Regions from separate parts of the Homo sapiens genome. Here region 2 is linked to region 1. A link is an interaction called in ENCODE POLR2A ChIA-PET data of the cell type or tissue named here. Cell type or tissue: CD4-positive, alpha-beta T cell. All regions are shown on one strand.

Evidence for each region. Peaks named below come from ENCODE experiments on the same cell type or tissue, not always from the same donor. Only the 100,000 strongest peaks of a DNase experiment are listed, where the experiment ranks them.
Region 2: POLR2A ChIA-PET joins it to region 1 with 7 read pairs; 1 of 35 experiments calls an interaction of 5 or more read pairs at or near these places.

Annotation. Positions count from the first base shown.
Region 1 is chr19:35,954,542-35,959,541 of GRCh38, reverse strand. LOC105372383 (a long non-coding RNA gene) reads right to left here. Exons shown (of 5, transcript NR_136525.1): 2 at 2,178-2,289; 3 at 1,267-1,328; 4 at 1-543. Among named protein-coding and RNA genes, the nearest start is that of LRFN3, 21 kb to the right of the region's middle. RefSeq lists an enhancer at 163-212 and silencers at 373-422, 433-482. In CD4-positive, alpha-beta T cell, CTCF peaks have their summits at 80 and 281; a DNase peak (open chromatin) is centred at 281; H3K4me3 peaks cover 791 bases; H3K27ac peaks cover 2,165 bases.
Region 2 is chr19:34,238,664-34,243,663 of GRCh38, reverse strand. No RefSeq gene overlaps it. Among named protein-coding and RNA genes, the nearest start is that of GARRE1, 13 kb to the left of the region's middle. In CD4-positive, alpha-beta T cell, no CTCF peak of the experiment used is centred here; a DNase peak (open chromatin) is centred at 2,033.

The sequences.
Region 1 (5,000 bases):
GATAGGTCTCCTGCTCTCTGCAACTGCAGCGCCTCTGGAAGCCTTCAAGGCTCAATGGATGGGGCCAGCGGGCAGGGTGGCCTACGCGGTCCAGCAGAACAGGCTTAGGGGGCTTGAGGCGCCTCAAGAGCGTGGGCCCAGCGCCCGCCACCACCGCAAACTCCTTGTGCCGGTCGCCGGGCGGCAGCGACGGCGTCACCATCGATTAGGGAGTGCCCAGCAGGTAGCGCCGCAGAGCCAGCGCCGTGTCCCGGGAGGCGCGCCCACGCGCGTTCACCGCCTCCACTTCCTCGGGCCGCGACGTCGCTGCTTGCACAGCGCCGCCTGCCGCGAGCCCTGCAGCTCCTCTGCCCCGGGCGGGCACACCCACACCGTCGTGCCTGGCTGCAGGCGCGGGGAGCACGGGGAGAGTGGCGCCCACGCAGGGAGCGCTGTCACCAGCATCGCCGTCGGGGGCCCTGTGGGCGGTGGCGACATATATAGCTGGAAGTTGGGCTTCTCAGCGCCCCCGTTTTCCGAGAAAGCCGTGATGAAGCGGCAGCCCTGGAAACATAAAACACAGACGTCCGTCGGGCTTGAGGGAACCAGGAGCCCAGAGGAGGCAGTCAAGAATAATCCGGTGGATTTGGAAGCTAAATGCGTCAGATTCTAATTCTGACTCTGCCACTTTCTCTCCCTCTCTCCCTCCCTCCTTCTCTCCCTCCCTCTCTCCCTCCCTTCCTTCCTTTTCTTTTTCTGTTTTAGAGAGGAGACTCAATCTGTTGCCCAAGCTGGTCTCCCAGGCTCACGCGATCCTCCCACCTTGGCCTCCCAAAGTGCTGGGATTACTTACAGGCGTGAGCCACCTTGCCCAGCCGACTCGGCCACTTTCTAGCCAAGTGAACTTGGGCAAGTCACCTCCTTTCTTGGGGCTTAAGCTGCTGTGTCTGTAAAGGGGGTATCGGTGCACACTTCACAGAATGATGGGGAGCTTGATGTCAAAGCCATGGCATGAAGTCAGCTATATCAATATTAGCTTAAACTTGCTTCTTTTGCACCATCTGTCCCCAAAAGGCCCGCCCAGCCTCCTCAGAACCAGTTTTGCCAATCTCCTGGCACACAGTCTGCCCAAATAGCCCCTTGTCCAGCTGGCCAGGGCCCTGTCCCAAGAAGTTCCACTGTGGCCAATCCCCTGTCACAGAGCCATGCCAGACAGCCTCCCAACCTGAGCCAGCACAACCAGCCCCTCCCTACCCCACACTCTGCTGCAAATCCAGACCAACTCACCAGCTTTCTGTGTTCCTTCTGGGGCACTCACCCTGTAGGAAACCCAAGGCACCGAGGCACAGCTGGGGGTAGAGGGAGATAGACTGGTTAGTGTGGTTCCTCCTGCCAGCCTTCCCTCCAGGCCTCCCACTGCAGGGGCAGTACGGGGCACAAGGGAGACCTCAGAGAAGGGCTCAGCCTCAGAGCCCAGGGCCCGGGGGTCACCTGCCAGAGCAGGGCTGAGGCCAACCACATTGCAGGGGCATTTATAGTCCTAGGTGCCTGGGCCTGGCCCTCAGCACCCACCCTGGGTCTACACACAAATGTACCCATTAGTACTGGCTCCAGCCTGACCTGGTGCCACTGATCATACAGAGGCCTAAGTATGGGGGTGCTGGGTGGAGAAAGGAGGGGACAGAGAAAGGAAAGACAGCTATGGGGAGGTGGGGACAGAGATCGGCATAGAGAGTAAATGTGGGAGAGGGAAAGATACACAAAAGTTACGGTGAAGGCCAGGCACAGTGGCTCACGCCTGTAATCCCAGCATTTAGGAAGGCCGAGGCAAGTGGATCATCTGAGGTCAGGAGTTTGAGACTAGCCTGGCCAACATGGTAAAACCCCATCTCTACTAAGGACACAAAAATTAGCCAGGCGTGGTGGCGTGCACCTGTAATCCCAGCTACTCCAGCTACTCTGGAGAGTGAGGCAGGAGAATTGCTTGAACCGGGGAGGTGGAGGTTGCAGTGAGCTGAGATTTTGCACTCCAGCCTGAGCAAAACTCCGTTTCAAAAAAAAAAAAAAGGGTTATGGTGAGATGAAGAGATGGACGAGGGGAGAGGGACAGATAGGGTAAGGAATGGAGAAAGAGAGAAGGAAAAAGACCAGCTGAGGCTCCGGCGGACTGCTGGCAGACATGGCCACTTCCCGCTTACCCCAGCAACACTAATGTTAAAGCAGTTCATCAGAAGGCAACAAGTTCTTCTCCTCTACAGAAGGATTTTCCAAACAATTCAGCAAGTTCCAAATGATTCTGATCGCAAATACCTGAAGGATTGGGCAAGGGAAGAATTCAAAAGAAACAAAAGTGCCACCGAAGAGGATACAATTCGGATGATGATTACTCAAGGCAATATGCAGCTCAAGGAGTTAGAAAAAACACTTGCTTTAGCAAAATCTTAACTATAGCATTATTCTGAAGGATTTTCAAAGTCTCCATGTGTTTTGTTGCATTTAGGATTAACAATGGACAACACAAAGCCCAGTCTTACTATTTGTATGTACAGTATTTGGTGATAGAGAGCAAAGGAAAACACATCAAAACAGTTGCCTTAACACTGAAAAACATACCCTGCATTTTGAAAATGTTTATGGATGGCTCAGCAGTTTTTAAAAGAAGCAAAACCCACTAACAAATGGCCAGTTCGCACATGAAAAGCTGCTGGACACAATCATTAGGGAAGTGTAAATCAAAACTACTATGAGGCCGGGCACAATGGCTCGCGTTTGTAATCCCAGTACTTTAGGAGGCCAAGGTAGGTGGATCATTTGAGATCAGGAGTTAGAGACCAGCCTGGCCAACATGGTGAAACCTCATCTCTACTAAAAATGCAAAAATTAACCAGGTGTGGTGGTGCATGCCTGTAGCCTCAGCTACTCGGGAGGCTGAGGCAGGAGAATCACTTGAACCCAGGAAGTGGAGGTTGCAGTGAGCTGTGATTGTGCCTACTGCACTCCAGCCTGGATGACAGAGTGAGACTCTGTCTCCAAACAACAACAACAACAACAAACAAGCAAACAAAAAACTATGAGATATCACTTCACATTCACTAGAATGGCTGTAATTAAAAAGAGAAATAATAACAAGTGTTGGTGAAGATGTGCAGAAATTGGAACCCTCATACATTGTTGGTGGGAATGTAAAATGGTGCAGCCACTTCAGGAAACAGACTGTCAGTTCCTCAAACTAATGAAACACAGCTGCCGCGTGATTTAGCAATTCTACCCCTAGGCCCATAAACATTATTTGGCAGTGAAAAGAAAGAAGGACTGATATACTGATATATGCTAAACATGGATAAACCTTGAAAACGTTAAGTGAAAGAAGCCAGTCACAAAAGATCACGTGATGATTCCATTCATATGAAGTGTCCAGAATAGGCAGAAAGATTAGTGGTTGCCTAGGCTGGCTGTAGGTGGAATGGATTAACTGTTAATGGGTGTAGGGTTTCTTTTCAGGGTGATGAAAATATCCTGCAGTTAGCTTGTGGTGTTAGGTTGCATGACTCTGAATATACTCAAATCCATTGAATTGTATCTCAATAAAGCTGAAAAAAAAAAAAGACCAAAGACAGACAAGAAAGTAATTTATTCCAGGAAAGCCTTTTTTTTTTTTTTTTTTTTTTTAGACGGAGTTTCGCTCTTGTTGACCAGGCTGGAGTGTGCAATGGTGCAATCTCGGCTCACCCCAACCTCTGCCTCCCGGGTTCAAACGATTCTCCTGCCTCAGCCTCCCGAGTAGCTGGAATTACAGGCATGCATCACGATGCCTGGCTAATTTTGTATTTTTAGTAGAGATGGGGTTTCTCCATATTGGTCAGGCTGGTCTCGAACTCCTGACCTCAGGTGATCTGCCCACCTCGGCCTCCCAAAGTGCTAGGAATATAGGTGTGAGCCACCACGCCAGGACCTTTTTTTTTTGAGATGGAATCTCGCTCTGTTGCCCAGGCTGGAGTGCAGTGGCATAATCCTGGCTGACTGCAACCTCCGCCTCCTGGGTTCAAGCAATTCTCCTGCCTCAGCTTTCCAAGTAGCTGAGACTACAGGCAGGTGCCACCATGCTCAGCTAATTTTTGTATTTTTAGTAGAGACGGGGTTTCACATGTTGGCCAGGCTAGTCTCGAACTCCTGACTTCAGGTGATCCACCCTCCTCCTCAGCCTCCCAAAGTGCTGTGATTACAGGCGTGAGCCACCGTGCCCAGCATCGGAAGAAGCCCTTTGAATATTGAGGAAGTGGTTGTATTTGGAGAGAGTGAGGGATGTAAGTTTCTCAGACAGAATAAGGGATTGAAGGGGCAAGGTGGAGAAGCTGAGACCTGAAGACCATCCTAAGACAAGAGGGGCACAGCCGGGTGTGGTGGCACACACCTGTGGTCCCAGCTACTTGGGAGGCTGAGGTGGGAGGATTGCTTGACCCAGGGAGATCAAGGCTGCACTGAACTGAGATGGTGCCACTGGACTCTGGCCTGGGTGACAGAGTGAGGCCCAGTCTCTAAAAATAAAAAAGTAAGGCCAGGCGCGGTGCTCACGCCTGTAATCCTAGCACTTTGGGAGGCCGAGGCGGGTGGATCACGAGATCAGGAGATCGAGACTATCCTGGCTAAGACGGTGAAACCCCATCTCTACTAAAAATACAAAAAAATTAGCCTGGCGTGGTAGCGGGTGCCTGTAGTCCCAGCTACTTGGAAGGCTGAGGCAGGAGAATTGCTTGAACCTGGCAGAGGTTGCAGTGAGCTGAGATTGTGCCACTGCACTCCAGCCTGGGTGACATAGCGAGACTCTGCCTCAAAAAAAATAAAAAATAAATAGATAAATTAGAAAAGAGGTGGCAGGGCCAGTGCGGGGAGGGGGAGGACTCCTGAGCCTGCTGAGAGAGAAGTTTTTTTTATTTTTATTTTTTGAGACGGAGTCTCGCTCTGTGGCCCAGGCTGGAGTGCAGTAGTGCAATCTCCGCGCACTGCAAGCTCCGCCTCCCGGG
Region 2 (5,000 bases), 1.7 Mb after region 1:
GATCTCATTCCCATCAGACCATAGTTGCGGCAATACAACTTCCAGAAGGACACCATCTTTTCTTTTTTCTTTTTTGTTTTGAGACAGAGTCTCATTCTGTCGCACAGGCTGGAGTGCAGTGGCACAATCTGGGCTCACTGCAACCTCCGCCTCCCAGGTTCAAGTGATTCTCCTGCCTCAGCCTCCTGAGTAGCTGGGATTACAGGCATGCGCCATCACGCCCAACTAATTTTTGTATTTTTGGTAGAGACAGGTTTCGCCATGTTGGCCAGACTGTCTCGAATTCCTGACCTCAAGTGATCCACCCGCCTTGGCCTCCCAAAGTGCTGGGATTATAGGTTTGAGCCACCCTGCCTGGCCACCATCTCTTAAGGCATCCAGATTAGATGCCTTCTCTAAGACATGTGACAGAATTTGACAATCAGATTTGTGTTCCCCAAAGTGCATTCTGGCCTCTGCACAGAATATGGCACAGAAGAATGCAGTATGAAGAGAGGATAACCAATGAGGAGGTTAACATAGTCCACGCAAGAGGTGAAGGGGCTTTGAACCAGGGTAGAGGCAGAGAGATTTGCTCACTCTAGATGGGAAATTAAGCACAAATGTTCACCTTCTTTGCCTTTAAGACTGCCCTGGCTGGGTACGGTGGCTCGCGCCTGTAATCCCAGCACTTTGGGAGGCCGAGGCAGGCGGGTCATCTGAGGTCGGGAGTTCAAGACCAGCCTGACCAACATGGAGAAACCCCGTCTCTACTAAAAATACAAAATTAGCCAGGTGTGGTGGCGCATGCCTGTAATCCCAGCTACTCAGGAGGCTAAGGCAACAGAATCACTTGAACCCAGGAGGCGGAGGTTGCAGTGAGCTGAGATCAAGCCATTGTACTCCAGCCTGGACAACAAAAGCGAAACTCCGTCTCAAAAAAAAAAAAAAAAAAAATTAGCTGGGCATGGTGGCGCATGCCTGTAATCCCAGCAACTTGGGAGGCTGAGGCAGGAGAATCACTTGAATCTGGGGGGCGAAGTTTGCAGTGAGCCGAGATCGCGCCATTGCACTCCAGCCTGGGCGACAAGAGGGAAACTTCGTCTCAAAAAAAAAAAAAAAAAAAGACTGCCTTAAAGGCTGCTTTGCCTATGGAGTAGCCATTCTTTTATTCCTTTACTTTCTTAATGAAGTTGCTTTTATTTAAAAAGACTGCATTAAGATGTCAACACATGAATAAACAGTTATAAATTGAATTGGGCAGGAATAAGCCTGTCAAGTATTTTTCTTTCTAAAATAATTTTTTATTTTTATATATTTTTTGAGACAGAGTCTGGCTCTGTTGCCCAGGCTGGAGTGCAGTGACACAATCATGGCTCACTGCAGCCTTAACCTCCTGGGCTCAAGGGATCCTCCTGCCTCAGCCTCCTGAGTAGCTGGAGCCAGAGGCACACGCCACTACGCCCGGCTAATTTTTAATTTTTTTTAAAATTTTACTTATTTTTTTGAGATAGGGTCTCACTGTGTTGCCCAGGCTATAGTGCAATGGTATGATCACAGCTCACTGCAGCCTTGACCTTCTGTGCACAAGCAGTCCTCCTTCCTCAGCCTCCTGAGTAGCTGGGACCACAGGCATATGCCACCATGGCTGGCTAATATTTTAGTGTTTTTTTTGTTTTGTTTTGTTTTGTTTTTTTTTTTTTTTTTTTTTTTTGTAGAGATGGGGTCTCCCTGTGTTGCCCAGGCTGGTCCCAAACTCTTTGGCCTCAAGTGATCCACCCGCCTCAACCTCCCAAAGTGCTAGGATTACAGGCATAAACCACCTGCGCCCAGCCAAGACTCTTTCTTTTGTTTGTTTTTTGTAACAGTATGCTGCTTAATTATAAGCCATGCCGACTGCAGCAGTGAGAAACAGGTTTGTTCACTACTTGTGCAGACCTTCAATTAGGTTTCCTGTTTTCAAGTCCCCTTCTCACTCTTGTTCCCTGTTGTACCTGCTGGCTCAGAGGCAGAAGCCTTCCAGAGGCCCAGGCAGGTGGCTCCTCCCGCACGCTAGCGCCCCTTGAGCACAGTCGAGGCGGCAGCACGCTATGCTCTGCCTGGGGTTGCCATGCTTCCAGCTGCTCTTGTCAGTCTAGAAAGCTGCTGAAAAATACCTCACAGGGCCAGGCGTAGTGGCTCACACCTGTAATCCCAGCACTTTGGGAGGCTGAGGTGGGTGGATCACTTGAGACCAGAATGAGACCAGCCTAGGCAACACGGTAAGACCCCATCTCTACAAAAAAAATTTAATAACCAGTTGGGCGTGGTGTTGTGTGCCTGTAATCCCAGCTACTCGGGAGGCTGAGTTGGGAGGATGGCTTGAGCCCAGGAGGCAGAGGTTGCAGCCAGCCGAGATCGTGTCACTGCACTCCAGCCTGGGTGACACAGCCAGACCCTCTCTCTCAAAAAATAAAAATAGGCCGGGCGCGGTGGCTCACGCCTGTAATCCCAGCACTTTGGGAGGCCGAGGTGGGCGGATCACAAGGTCAAGAGATCGAGACCATCTTGGCTAACATGGTGAAACCCTGTTACAATACAAAAATTAGCCGGGTGTGGTGGCGGGCGCCTGTAGTCCCAGCTACTCGGGAGGCTGAGGCAGGAGAATGGCGTGAACCTGGGAGGCGGAGCTTGCAGTGAGCCGAGATCGTGCCACTACACTCCAGCCTGGGCGAAAGTGCAAGACTCCATCTCAAAAAAAAAAAAAATAAAAATAGGCCAGGTGTGGTGGCTTATGCCTGTAATCCCCACACTTTGGGAGGCTGAGGCAGGTGGATCACTTGAGGTCAGGAGTTTGAGACCATCCTGGCCAACATGGTGAAACCCTGTCTCTACTATAAATGGATAAATTAACTGGGTGTGGTGGTGCGTGCCTGTAATCTCAGCTACTCAGGAGGCTGAGGCAGGAGAATTGCTTGAACCCGGAGGCAGAGGTTGCAGTGAGCTGAGATCGCACCACTGCACTCCAGCCTGGATGTTAGAGCGAGACTCAAGTCTCAAAAATAAATAAATAAATAAATAAATATCAGGATTAAAAGAAAAAAAAGGAAGATTCTTCTCTGTAGACATCTGTGGGATCTGGAGAGATTGGCATCCTACAACAAAGCCCTCTGGAATTCGGAAATCTCAAGAATAAAGATCACTACCTTAAAGCTGACACTGCTGGTTAACAAATCCTGGTCACACAGAGAGCTCCAGGGCACCCGTTTGCCTCCTTCTAATGACAGACAGCCAAGAATCCACTGATATTTTAATAAAGCCTACTACAGGAAAGAGACTAAGATGAACAATAGCAAAGGAAAGAAAATAGCAGAAAAAACTAAGAGATACAGGGATTTATTTATTTATTTATTTATTTATTTGAGATGGAGCCTCTCTCTGTCGCTCAGGCTGGAGTGCAGTGGTGCGATCTCGGCTCACTGCAACCTCCACCTCCCACGTTCAAACGATTCTCCTGACTCAGCCTCCCGAGTAGCTGGGACTACAGGCATGTGCCACCATGCCCAAGTAATTTTTGTAGTTTAGTAGAGATGGGGTTTCACCATGTTGGCCTGGCTGGTCTCAAACTCCTGGCCTCGAGTGATCCGACCGCCTCAGCCTCCCAAAGTGCTGGGATTACAGGTGTCAGCCACCATGCCCGGCCGAATGGGCAGCTCTTATATCTGAGTAAAAGAGACTTCTAGTGAAAGTACAGGGAGGATGGTATGAAAAAAATTACCCAAGCTAAAGGGAAGACACAAACCATTAAATCAAAAGGGCCTAACAACTGCCCAGCATAATACTGGAGTGAAACAAAAAGACCCACACTCTTGAGAAGTCATAACATTTCTTAACAGAAAGGATAATATGCTGTTTCCACAGAGGAAGAAACAGGTAATCTACAATGAAAAGAAAAAATCAAATTGGCATTAGACTTAACATCACTGCATGCTAGATCAAGGGTCAGCAACTAAGATAAGAATTGCTTCGACGTTTTGTTGTTAAATAAGCAAAGAAGGCTGGGGCTGGGCACAGAGGCTGATGCCTGTAATCCCAGCACTTTGTGAGGCCAAGGCAGGCGGATCACCTGAGGCCAGGAGTTCGAGACCAGCCTGGCCAACATGGTGAAATCCTGTCTCTACTAAAAATACAAAAATCAGCCAGGTGTGGTGGTGGGTGCCTGTAATCCCAGCTACTCGGGAGGCTGAGGCAGGAGAATCACTTGAAGCTGGCAGGCAGAGGCTGCAGTGAGCCGAGACGGCACCGCTGCACTCCAGCCTGGGCGACAGAGTGAGACTCTGTCTCAAAAAAAAAAAAGAAACGAGGAAGAAGATGTGACAGAGACCTTCCTGTCTAGAAAGCTCCCTAAGGAGAAATTCCAGTAAACAAAGGAATGGAAAACATGGTGCCAGCAACTCTAATTGTAGCCCAGGAGAGCAGTGATGGCAAAATCTCAGGATCATGACTTTGTTGACACCTGGAAGCAATATATTTGGGTTTTATTTGTTATTTATCTTTTTCAATTTTTTTTCTTTTTTATTAGACACCAAGATCTCACTATGTTTCCCAGGCTGGTCTCGAACTCCTGGGCTCAAACGATCTGCCTGCCTCAGCATCCCAATGTACTGGGATTATTGGTATCATCCACCATGCCTGGCCTGTTTGGATCTTAGCAGAATGGTGGAAGGTTATGGAAGAACAGTCTGTATGAAAAAAAGGAGATTTTGTAGACTGAATTATAGTATGGGTGAGGAGTTGGAAAAACTTGAGAATATGATAAAGGCAACAAATACCAGCAAGAACAAACATTCAGAAACTCCAGGAAAACCCAAAAGCTGTACAGAAAATAACTGTCCAAAGAAGAAATGGTCTGAATTAAACTAGAAAGTTGGTGAGTACAAGGAGAGTGGAATAGATTCCAAGTAACAGAGAACATCCAAGAGCCAATCAGAAACTCCAGGGGAAAAAATTGTAAACAAACAAAAACAAAACCAAGATAATAC